Regions from separate parts of the Homo sapiens genome. Here region 2 is linked to region 1. The links are chromatin loops, found by intact Hi-C in ENCODE. Cell type or tissue: mesothelial cell of epicardium. All regions are shown on one strand. Each heading gives the region's core, and the rest is flanking DNA. Links, peaks and the distances in the headings are about the cores only. Region 1 overlaps MAPK4 (mitogen-activated protein kinase 4). Region 2 overlaps MAPK4 (mitogen-activated protein kinase 4).

What was found. Hi-C counts contacts between places; a loop is a spot of excess contacts. Peaks named below come from ENCODE experiments on the same cell type or tissue, not always from the same donor. Only the 100,000 strongest peaks of a DNase experiment are listed, where the experiment ranks them.
Region 2: it touches region 1 in a loop (10-fold over the local background); 1 of 110 quality-filtered maps calls a loop at or near these places.

What each region holds. Positions count from the first base shown.
Region 1 is chr18:50,579,857-50,585,228 of GRCh38, reverse strand. All of the region lies in intron 1 of MAPK4 (mitogen-activated protein kinase 4), which reads right to left. Among named protein-coding and RNA genes, the nearest start is that of MAPK4, 22 kb to the right of the region's middle. In mesothelial cell of epicardium, for the core only: no CTCF peak of the experiment used is centred there; no DNase peak of the experiment used is centred there.
Region 2 is chr18:50,718,372-50,723,743 of GRCh38, reverse strand. MAPK4 (mitogen-activated protein kinase 4) reads right to left here. Exons shown (of 6, transcript NM_002747.4): 4 at 1,645-1,806. Among named protein-coding and RNA genes, the nearest start is that of MRO, 99 kb to the left of the region's middle. RefSeq lists enhancers at 1,267-1,767, 1,768-2,268. In mesothelial cell of epicardium, for the core only: no CTCF peak of the experiment used is centred there; a DNase peak (open chromatin) is centred at 3,256.

The sequences.
Region 1 (5,372 bases), core at 283-5,282:
GCTTTTTAAAATGCCAGTCCAGCTGGCCCGTGGACCACATCCATGACCAATTAAATCAGAACCTCTGGGGCTGACACCCAAGCATCTTTATTATTTTTAAAGCATCCTAAGTGATCCTGTAGATTGAGAACCTAAAAACACCAGGCAGAAACTTAGCGTAATTTAGCATTATAACACAATTTCTTTTTTACATAGGAAAATGACCTTTCCAACACAGAATCAAATGATGGACAAGAAACATTTATACAGGAACCAAACAAAGCCATTTCCTTCAGTTATGCAAGGCTGTGGGTATCATCAGCTCCTTGAATAGGAGAGTCCGGAGTTAACGCTACTGATATTTGTAGTTTGTAATCAATATTCACAGTTTATGTTGACTAGCATTTTGTGTGCAGGTCAGTCTCTTGGTTTCATGCTAGTCATTGTCATCCAATTCTTTTGTTATCCTTGTAAGCTCCTGAATTAAATGAACTCCTTCAGTGATTATTAAAGATAAATACAAGGAATAGATGACTCCAACTGACAAGTACAGTCAAGATTCTTCTGTCATAGGCGGTAGAGAGAACTAGTGCTTAACTAAGGCTTATTATTACCTGGGTTTGTAACATGTGCCACAAGGACAAACACTGCAAGGTGGCTAGCAAGAGTTGGGGACACAGTCTATAGCTAGGGAACAATACACAATTCATACATCATGCAGAGTTCAAATACTCTCTCATATTTTCACTATCTTCAATTTCAGGAGGCTGCACTGCTAAAGTTATAAAAAGAGGATCTGTTGTTTTTGTTTTTGGCTTTTTTTTTAAGAACATGAGACATGCCCTAGAGGCTTAGTTCCGCAGTTCATCCAGCCTCATGTTCGGTCACTGCCAGGGGTACACGAAGTGGATGGGAAATTAGGATTTGCACTCTCTGATTTGATTCCTCCACCATAACCCCAGAACATCCCATAGGTCTGTGTGATTCTTCTTTAATAGAGAAGAGACATAAAGGGCTTGGACAGACTCCCTGGCTGTAGCAAGCAGCAGCTAAGACATGCTGTAAAGTAGCAAACGGTATTTAGATGCTTAAGGACGATAAACACATTGGTTTTTATCCAGAAATCTCTCCCAGTTGAACTCCCAGCAAGCATCAGTCCTCAAGGAGCAAGAAGACTTCAGGCACTCTTCAGTGAAAGCATAGCAATTATGATGAACAGGATCTTACTCAATCCTCAATATGCCCTGAAGCATTTGTGCCTAAAGACAGACATTTATGCCCCCAATTCACTGCTGTGAAGAGGAAAGCTTAGGGTCAGAGGGACTTTGAGAAGTCCTCTAGTACAGTGTGTCTCTAGCTTTAAATGCATCAAGATCACCTGCAAGGTTTGTAAAACCCAGGTTGTTAGGGTCCAGCCCCAGAGATCCAGAAATTCTGATTCAGTGTGAAGAGAAGGGAGAATTGATAGCAACAGGAGACAAATTCCTAGGCAGACAGGAACGGGTCCCCAGTGAAACCCGACCTACAATCCAAAGACAGTTTAAAGCCTGAAAACTGAGCTGCCAGTTCCACATAGAGTCCATGACTAGTGATAACTTCTATCCCCATCTTACCCTCCCTCTCTATCAATTGGTTCCTTGTTTCCTGTTTTTTGTTTTTTGGAGACAGAGTCTTGCTCTGTTGCCCAGGCTGGAGTGCAGTGGCGCAATCTCAGCTCACTGCAACCTCCACCTCCTGGGCTCAAACAATTTTTATGCCTCAGCTTCCCAAGTAGCTGGGACTACAGGTGCACACCACCATGCCTGGCTAATTTTTTGCATTTTTAGTAGAGATGGGGTTTCATTATGTTGCCCAGGCTGGTCTCAAACTCCTGAGCTCAGGCAATCCACTCACCTTGGCCTCCCAAAGTGCTAGGATTACAGGCGTGAGCCACCGCACCTGGCTGATTGGTTCCTTCTGAATGATGCCTTTTAACCAATCGAATGGTGCTTTTTCCAAAGACCACCCATGGACCAATAAACACACATTCTCTCATTCTAGGCCCATAAAACCCCCAAACTCAGCCTCACAGACAGAACCTGCTTTCAGGGTCCCCTCTTTCAGTTGAGAGCTTTCCTTCTGTTGATCAATAAAATTCTTCTCTCCCTTACTCACTCCCTAGTGTCCATGCACCTCATTCCTCTTGGTCACAGGACATGAACCCAGAACTCAATGAGCTGTGGGCAGCAGGAACGAAAAGAGCTGTGACATGCTCTCACTCACCAGACTATGGTAGAAAGAGAGCTGTAATATGCCTCCACTCACTGAGCTACAAGAATAAAGAGCTGTGACTTTTCTTGCAGACTCAGACCTTGGGACTTTCTGAGCAAGAGCTGTAACACCCCTTGGGGCTCCATGATTGCTGGCATCTCTGAGTTTTGGGGCATCACTGCGTTCCCCTCATCTAGACACTGGTGCCCAACATGGAAGCTGCTCGTGTCATGCTCAATCCAGCTAGGAGCTGAGCACAGAACTGTAGCGGGCATGGGATCTGGGCCAGGGCACAAGCCAAGCACAGTCTGCCAGGCCAAGCAGGTGGAGTGAGCCCAGTGGGCTGGAGTGAGGCCCCAGGCAGAGGCAGCAGCAGCTGTAGAGATTTCTGGCTGGTGAAGCAGCACCAAAGGAATTCTATAACAGAATGAGCCTTGCTAAAAAACTTCTAGGTGCGGCTACTGATGCTGCTCTGCAGACTACAGTTTGAGAACCACTGGCCTAGTCTACCCACCTGCCCAGTGCAGGAATTCTTGGTGCAACAACCATAACATCTCTGTGATATGGTCCCAGGCTGAGCCATTCTAACATCAGGGAGCTCATTAATTCACAAGGTAGCCCTGCACTTTCTTAGGCCACTCTGTGTGACTAGGGTGGGGATAGGTGGTAGAGTCAGGATTTAGCTTTCTCAGTAAGGGCACCCGCACCTGAGCATCCTCGCTGTACCACAGAACAGGAGAGCTTGCCACTAGGAGCCACTGAGTGTCAGAGTCTGTAAGATCTTCATAATCAGCCAGCCCAGTGGTTCTCATCTGAGGAGATCCTGTAGCCAGACTTCATCCCAGACTGAGTGAATCAGAACTTCTAGAGTATTTTGTTTAAGTTCCCTGAGTTGCTCCAACAAGCAGCCAGGGTACAGACCCACTGAATGGGTCCCTCTCCACTTTACATATGAGAAATCTGAGGCCCAGTGGAAGGAAAGGGCTCTAACCCTCCAGCAGATAAGCCCACCTCTTTTTAAGCTGCCCTATTCTTCATAATTCTAGAAATAGCAGAAGTCTCATCAATAGATAATGCTTTCAAAAGGACAATGATAATTGTATGGTGCTTATTATTAAAAGTTTCATTTGCCTGTGAGCTCTGTGACAGTAAAAATTTACATGTAACTTTCCTAGGTCCCCAAACTCCTAGGACATGTCACGTATCCCAGTAACTGTTGTCAGACTAACTCTTGGATCTCAACCCTTCACCACATTCTACCCACAGGTGCATGGAGTTCCCCAGAGCAGCTCCCAAGCCACCCACATGGGAAAATAAGTTACTGGCAAAGGATGAACTCAACTCTTCTGCTCACCTGCTTTGTGTGATGGTTTAAAATATGTTCAAAAATTATTTGACACTCTCTTCACAAAGTTGAGCATAATTCCCCTTCATCTGAATGTGGGCTGGACTCAGTGGCTCACTTCTAATGAAGAGAAAGAAAAGGGCAATGACCATGCCATTTCAGAGTCCAGGTTGTAGAGGTACCGTAACTGCTCGGTTGCTCTCTTGGATCACGTGTGTGCCCTGGAGGGAGGCAGCTGCCGTGTGATAAGCCCCTATGGAAAGACCTGCAGAGAGGAACCAACGCCTCCAGCCACATGAGTGACCTTGGAAGCTGATCCTTCAGCCCAAGACAAGCTTCCAGATGTCTGTGGCCCTCACCAACACCATGACTGCAGCCTCATGAGAGTCCCTGAACTAGAACCACTCAGCTAAGCAGCTTCCAAATGCCTGACACAAAGGATCTGTAAGCAAATAAACCTTTGCCGTTTTAAGCTTCTGAATCATGGGGTGGTTTGCTACAGCCACAGATAGTGAATACATCTTGCTGCCTTGCTTTTTAAGCAAAAGCACTCGTGCATTTTAGGATGTTGAGAGTGCCCAGGATGAACATGCAAACTCCTCCTCCTTCAGTGCTCACAGAGTGAGGATGAATACAGGCATCAAGCTGTGCTACTGGGTAAGCAGAAGGTGGAAGGCCCCAGGAGCAGTATTGATGGACAATGGAAAGGCAGATGTGTTTGGGTTTCCAAGGGAAATTCAGGCATCTCAGTATATCATCCAGCTACTACCTGATGCCAGGCAGAGCAGGGAGCAAAGGAGGGGTATAAAAGAAGTTCTGTAATCGATTTAAGTTTCTGCCCTAAGATTTACTAGTATCGGAGGAGGCGAGACTCACACAATTGACATTATTAGAGAATATGGCAGTTTATATTCTAGTGCTGTTCCACGGAGCAGGGCCAACAGTAAACACCATGAAAGAGAGAAGGCAGAACACCCTTAAGTGACTCAAGGAACAGACGTCTAGGATGGTTCCCACTGTAGGGCAAGCTTCGCTCAGAAACAAACAGCAGATGGAAGCAGGAAAAAAGCAGCTTGGCCTTAGCCAGCCATAGGTTGATGGAAGTCCCCTTGGGCATTTGTACAAACATTTTTAGCAACCACCTAGTAAGAGCATGGGCATGTCATTAGCAAAAGGTGTGGGGCAGCCTTTGGGGAGGTATTCAGGCCATATGTCTTCCCCTGATCAGGGCAAACTTTGCCCTTGGTCACACCCATTACTTCCTGCTCTTACCTGCCCTTCTCACCCTTCTCACCTGAGGCAGCCGCTGGCTCCCAATCCTGCAGCCCATTCCCACATCTACTGTGTTGGTTTTGAGCAGCAAAGCCACCTCAACAAAGGTGACCTATTGCTTGATGCCCCTACTACTGAGAACAGACCGTTTGCCAACACTGGTCTTCAATCCCTTTGGTGTGACCCCTGCCTCCTCCTCCTCCAGCCTACTCAGGCTTCTGATGAAACCCCACAGACTGAAGGAGGAAGGGGGATGACAGGGGAGGTGGAGCCTGCTGAGATCCCTGCTAGGCTCCCTGGGTGCTGATGGGACCTGTTGGAATAGATTTCCTCAAGAGCTTCTTGGAGATGTATCAATTACTGTGTGATGAAGAGCCCTGTGAGAGGAAACCACAAATCAAATTTTCATCACCAAATTGAAGTGAGTAGTACCACAAGTAAAATCCATCACTGTTGCTTTCTTTTAAGATGGGCCAGGAATGGATGAGAACTCACTCCCCTTCTAACACCCTTTGCACTTGTCCCT
Region 2 (5,372 bases), core at 327-5,326, 140 kb before region 1:
CATAGGTGTGCGCCACCATGCCCAGCTAATTTGTTATATTTTTAGTGGAGATGGGGTCTCCCTATGTTGCCCAGGCTGGCCTGAAACTCCTGGGCTCAAGAGGTCTGCCCGCCTCGGCCTCCCAAAGTGCTGGGATTACAGGCTTGAGCCACCACACCTGCCCCAGAAAATACTTCCTTTTATCAAACTTAAATCCCCCTTTAACTTCTACCCTAGGGCCTACCTCTGCCTTCAGTGGTTTCCCCAAAGCAGCATGTCCTCTCTGTCCCACGATTTCCCCTCTTCTGTTTCAAGGCAGCAGTCATGTCCCATGTGACATCCATCCTGGCACCCTTCTGACCTGCCTTTCCAAGCCCCTCCTGCAGTGAGAAATGGCTGTGTGCCTGGGGCTGATGGAATGGGGGTGGAAGTGCTGTGTGTACCCCACTTCCAGGCCTGACCCAGAAAAACCTCCTGCAAGAGTCTCTGCTCTCTCTTCCCCTGGCTTTGGCTGGAAGGGAATGCCCAAGGTGACCTTGAAAGCCACCTGCTGAAGATGGCAGACCTGATGGCCTGGGTCCCGGGCACAGCCACTCATCCTCCCCTGCCCATCCATGCTCCCAACTCTGCCTGGAAGTGAAGTAAACAATGAATAAACTGTAAGTGGGTTAAGCCACGGAGATTTCAGGGTTATCTGCTACTGTACAAGCTTCACCTTAACTCCTAAGCCACCGCCCCTCAGAAACTCCTCCTCCCTAGGCTCACCCTCCCCGGATGTTTTTAAGTCATTTCTTAGATAATGAAGCTTCTGTACAATCTTGTCACCTTCCTCTGGCCCAGTGGATTCCAAACTGAGCTGCTCAGAGCCCCAGGGGTTCTGGAAGGGTTCTCAGGAGCATGTCTGGAGATTGAGAGGCAGGTGGGCAGGACACTGAGCCCCTCAACCCTGCTTCATCCAGAGCCCGCCTTTCACCTGTGCCGCACCTGAGTTTTTGTCATCAGATTCATCACCTTTGGTCTATTTCTGTCCTGTAATAAATGGAGCTCAGAATTAATGCCCCCAGTGTGGTCTTGGGGCCTGCCTCCCTTGTTCTGCACCTGTCACAAGATGGACGTTTCGGCTGCTGAGGGATGCTGTCACCGAGACTGGGTCTCCTGAGCCTCTGAGAGCTAGAGGCAGCTAGAGCCTTTGGCCTCTTCCCAGGCCTGCTGAGCCTTGAATATACAGTAGAGGGAGTAAGCCTGAGGAGTGAAGGGCGGTCCTTGCCTGAGGCCACACAGCTCATCACTGGTGGAATGGGACCTGGGTCTTGCCCTCAGGCTGAGGAAGCTCCTGTTCTTTGCAGCACACCAAGCCTTCCAGGACAAAAATGTGAGGGAGGATGAAGGAAAGAGAGGGAGGAAGGTGAGCAAGGAAGATGAGAAGCAAAAGGCAGCAGAAACAAGGGTAGAACACTAATGACTGCCCCTAATGGACTCCTGAGGCCCAGCATCCACAGCTTGGAAGTAGTTAGGGCAAAGGCCCACTGGCAGGGGAGCCTTGACTTTTATATCCAAGGACCATGCTTTGCCCTTTTGGAAGGAGACCTGCCTGCCCCCTACCCCGCAAGGTGGAGCCTAGCTCATCCTCCCAGGACACTTGGCCTGGCTGCCAGGCTCAGGTACCTTCACTGTTCACTTCAGGGAGCAGCTTGCGCAGAGGCCTCTTCACCTCCCAGGTGCTGCTGACAAAGGAAGGCATCACCCTGAGCAGCTCGTCCTTGTCTTCCTCCCGGATTACAGGGATGGTCTCCAGGATGAGTTGCATCTGCTCCAGCTCATGGGCCCCTGGGGAGGCAATGCCAGATGGTTAAGTGTGCTGTCCAAGGGGCTGTGGTGTGCAGTAGCCCAAAAGCAGTGCCAGGTGTTCTGGGAGGGACAACACAGGGCAGTGGGGCAGCACTGGGCTGGGACCGGGGTTCTGGTCTTCATTTGCTGCTCAACTGTGGGCAGGTGGCTGACATCTCTGGGGCTTGGCTTTGTCAAAAGTAGAAAAAGGGAGTTGAATCTGGTAGTCTGCAAGGCCCCATCTATTCCCCTAGCATTCTGTGTCTCAGACCAGCTGGATATAAGTCAGCACTAAAGAATGGGAACAGCCTGGCTCAAGGCCTTCCAAGTGCAACTTCCCATAGACCTCTCTGCACAATCTTTACTAGGATGGGGAAGGAAACAGTTTTAAGGCTGGGAATGAGCCATACCTTTTGGTTTCTAATTAAGAGGGTTCCATCTAGGAAACTTTCAAGAGAAAAACAAATCAGGAATAACAAATTGGGTTTGGGATGTATCTTGAGCACATGGCCTCTGTGATCCTTGGGAGAAGGAAGGCAGGCCAGGCTATGCCAGGTTTGCAGGGGCACTTTGGTGGGACAGGATGGACTCAAACATTCATTTATTCCCTCATTCCATAAATAGTTATTTATCGAGCACCTTCTCCATGCCAGGCATCACGCTGACTGCTGGGAATCGGTGAGGCATAGTTTTCATTCATAAGAAGCTTCAGTCTTTGTCTCAGAAACTCAACTCACCTCCCACACCCAGACAACCACTGGCCACCGTATGGCATTTCTGGCTCTGGACAGATGGGTCTCCTTGCTGTCCTTCTCTGACCTCCAGGCTGTTCTTCTGTACTTCCATTTTCTCTTTTTTGATTGAGTTGCCTTTCCACTTAGCTGTACTAGGTTAAAACTTCAGCCATACCTCTCCTTCCTCAAGAAGTCTTCCCTGCCCATCCAGCTGCACAGAGGGCCCTCCCCTTGCCATGAATTCCCATGGGATTCCAGTCTTCCAGTCATCCAGCCTAGGATGAGGGCTCTCCCAGGTGCCCCCACAGTTCCCTGTGTGGCCCTAAGCACATGTGAATACTGACCGAAGAAGTGCCTGCAGCCTCAGGCTCTCTCCTGAAGAGGTCCTTTTGGCCTCTCCCTGCAGTGGACTCATTGGGTCAGTTCAGGGCTCTGGAAGCCCCCTGTGGGGTCCTCTCTCCAAATGTGTACTCCACACCACCCACCAGGGGACCATGAGGTCAATGGGTGATCAAGCTGCAGACAGAGATGGTGGGACCTTGCTCCCAAGCCCCTGACCCCTCTCCTGTGTGACACACAAACTAGTAATACACAACCTTCTGCTTGGAGTAGCTTCTTCAACCACAGCGGGGGTGGGGGCAGAGAATGAGCCTCTTTCACTTGTCTGCTCCTGCCCGAGATCAATGGTGTCATATGGGAGGCAGCCAGTGGGGCCTCCCTGGGAATCCATGGCCTGGGGCGGAAAGCAAGAGCTTTGGTGGCAGACAGCCCTGGAGGCAGACCTAGCTCCCCCACCCCTTGTGGAATGAGGATGATTATTTATACTTGGAATGAGTATTATAAGGAGTCAAGTGTGTTGGCAGATGAAGGCTCCGGGAGAAATACCTTGCTTGTAGCAGATGTTTAATAACTCTTGACTTCCTTTGCTTCTAGGAGTGGGGAAGAGTGGCTTTGAGAGAAGCTGATGGAATAATTCCACCTTGGGGATTTATGTCCTAATCATCCGTGAGTGATTCTTTGTGACAGACGTCACTTGGGGGAGGCATCTTAACACTGAGTCTACTAAGCCACCACTGAAAATGGGAGAAGGTGTGAAGCATGGAGGATACTATGGTCAATGTCCCTTTCCTACTGAAAGAAGGTCCTTTCCATGTCACACCAGCTGTTGCCTTCCCTGCCTCTCTTGCAATAAGGGGAGGCCATGTGATTCAATCAAACAGGGACAGGAATCTCCTGGAAGGACTTCCGGGGAAGGTGTTCCTCCCTGGTAAGAGAGAAATGTGAGGAGAGCTGTTTGGCTGCCCTGGCTGACCCCTCCCTACCTTTCTTCGTTGGACACTTCTGCATGAGAACCTGAAAGCGATTGCGACCATCTCGTGACCACAGACAGTGAGCCTGAAGATGAGAGGCCAATAGACTGTGGATTATACAGTCTCGTCTGGGCTCTCAGTGAGTCACCTGCCTGCTGTGGTATGGAGAAGCCCAGCTCTTCTCCGTCTGGCCTGAAGGTTGTCAGCCTGTTGGAAGGGCAGCTGGAGCACAGCCCTGTGAGCTGAGGGTTCAAGGCTGGGAGAATGGAGGCAGCCAGGCACCTATGACCCAGATCGTGGGGGCAGGGCCAGAGATGTTGAGCCATCCAGGGTTTAGTGGCTATGGCTAGGGTGGGAAGAGTCTTTGAGTCAGAGTCCAGGGCGAGACCTCCCTCCCACCTGTTCCTCCTTTCTCCCCTGCCTTGAATTGGCTGGAAAATACGGAACTGGGAGGTCTGTGCAATTTCAGTTGGAAAAATAAGATAGCAGGATGGCTCACCCTGGGCACAGATAGGTTCACTGTGTATTTTTTTTTGTTTTGTTTTTAACCCTTTTGTGTCCCCTGCTGGACCATCAGACCTTTGAGGACAGAGACTATGTCTTACTCAGACTTGTATCCCCAGCACGTGGTCAAGGATCCACCCAAAGCACAAAATCCACCAGAGGGAAAACTGTAGGGGCTCCTGAGAGTCCAGGGGGCAAATGAAGACGTTTGTACTCAGGGCCTAAATGTTTGGACATAAGCCCTGACTTCAGCTTCATCTGACTTTCCTGCCATTGTTTTTATTTTACCTTTTTTTTTTTTTTTTTGAGGTGGAGTCTTGCTCTGTCGCCCAGGCTGGAGTGCAGTGGCACGATCTCGGCTCACTGGAACCTCCACCGTCCTGGTTCAAGCAATTCCCCTGTCTTAGCCTCCCAAGTAGCTGGGATTACAGGTGCATGCCACCACGCCCAGCTAATTTTTTTGTATTTTTAGTAGAGACGGGGTTCCACCATGTTGGCCAGACTGGTCTGGAGCTCCTGACCTCAGGCAATCCGCCCACCTCGGCCTCCCAAAGTGCTGGGATTACAGACATGAACCACCATGCCCAACCTATTTTACCTTTTCTTGTTACTTAATGTTACATTAACATATAATTAATATTAACATATCATATTAATATATGTTTTATATATAGCATGTATTTTAAATACTTACTGGAAGAAGTTAGCATCATGAATGAAAGAGTGACTAGCCCAGCATAGCACTGAATAATTCCCTCATTGCTGTGATTGAGAGATTACATTTTCTGGGTCTCTCATTACTCCTTATTAGATAAATCTGCTCCTATGGTGCCTAAGATTTAACTGTGCCCAATATAAATATTTTCTTGGCAGGCTGGGTGCAGTGGCTCATGCCTGTAATCCCAGCACTTTGGGAGGCTGAGGCAGGTGGATCATTTGAGGTCAGGAGTTTGAGACCAGCCTGGCCAACATGGCAAAACTCCGTCTCTACTATAAATACAAAATTAGCTGGGTGTGG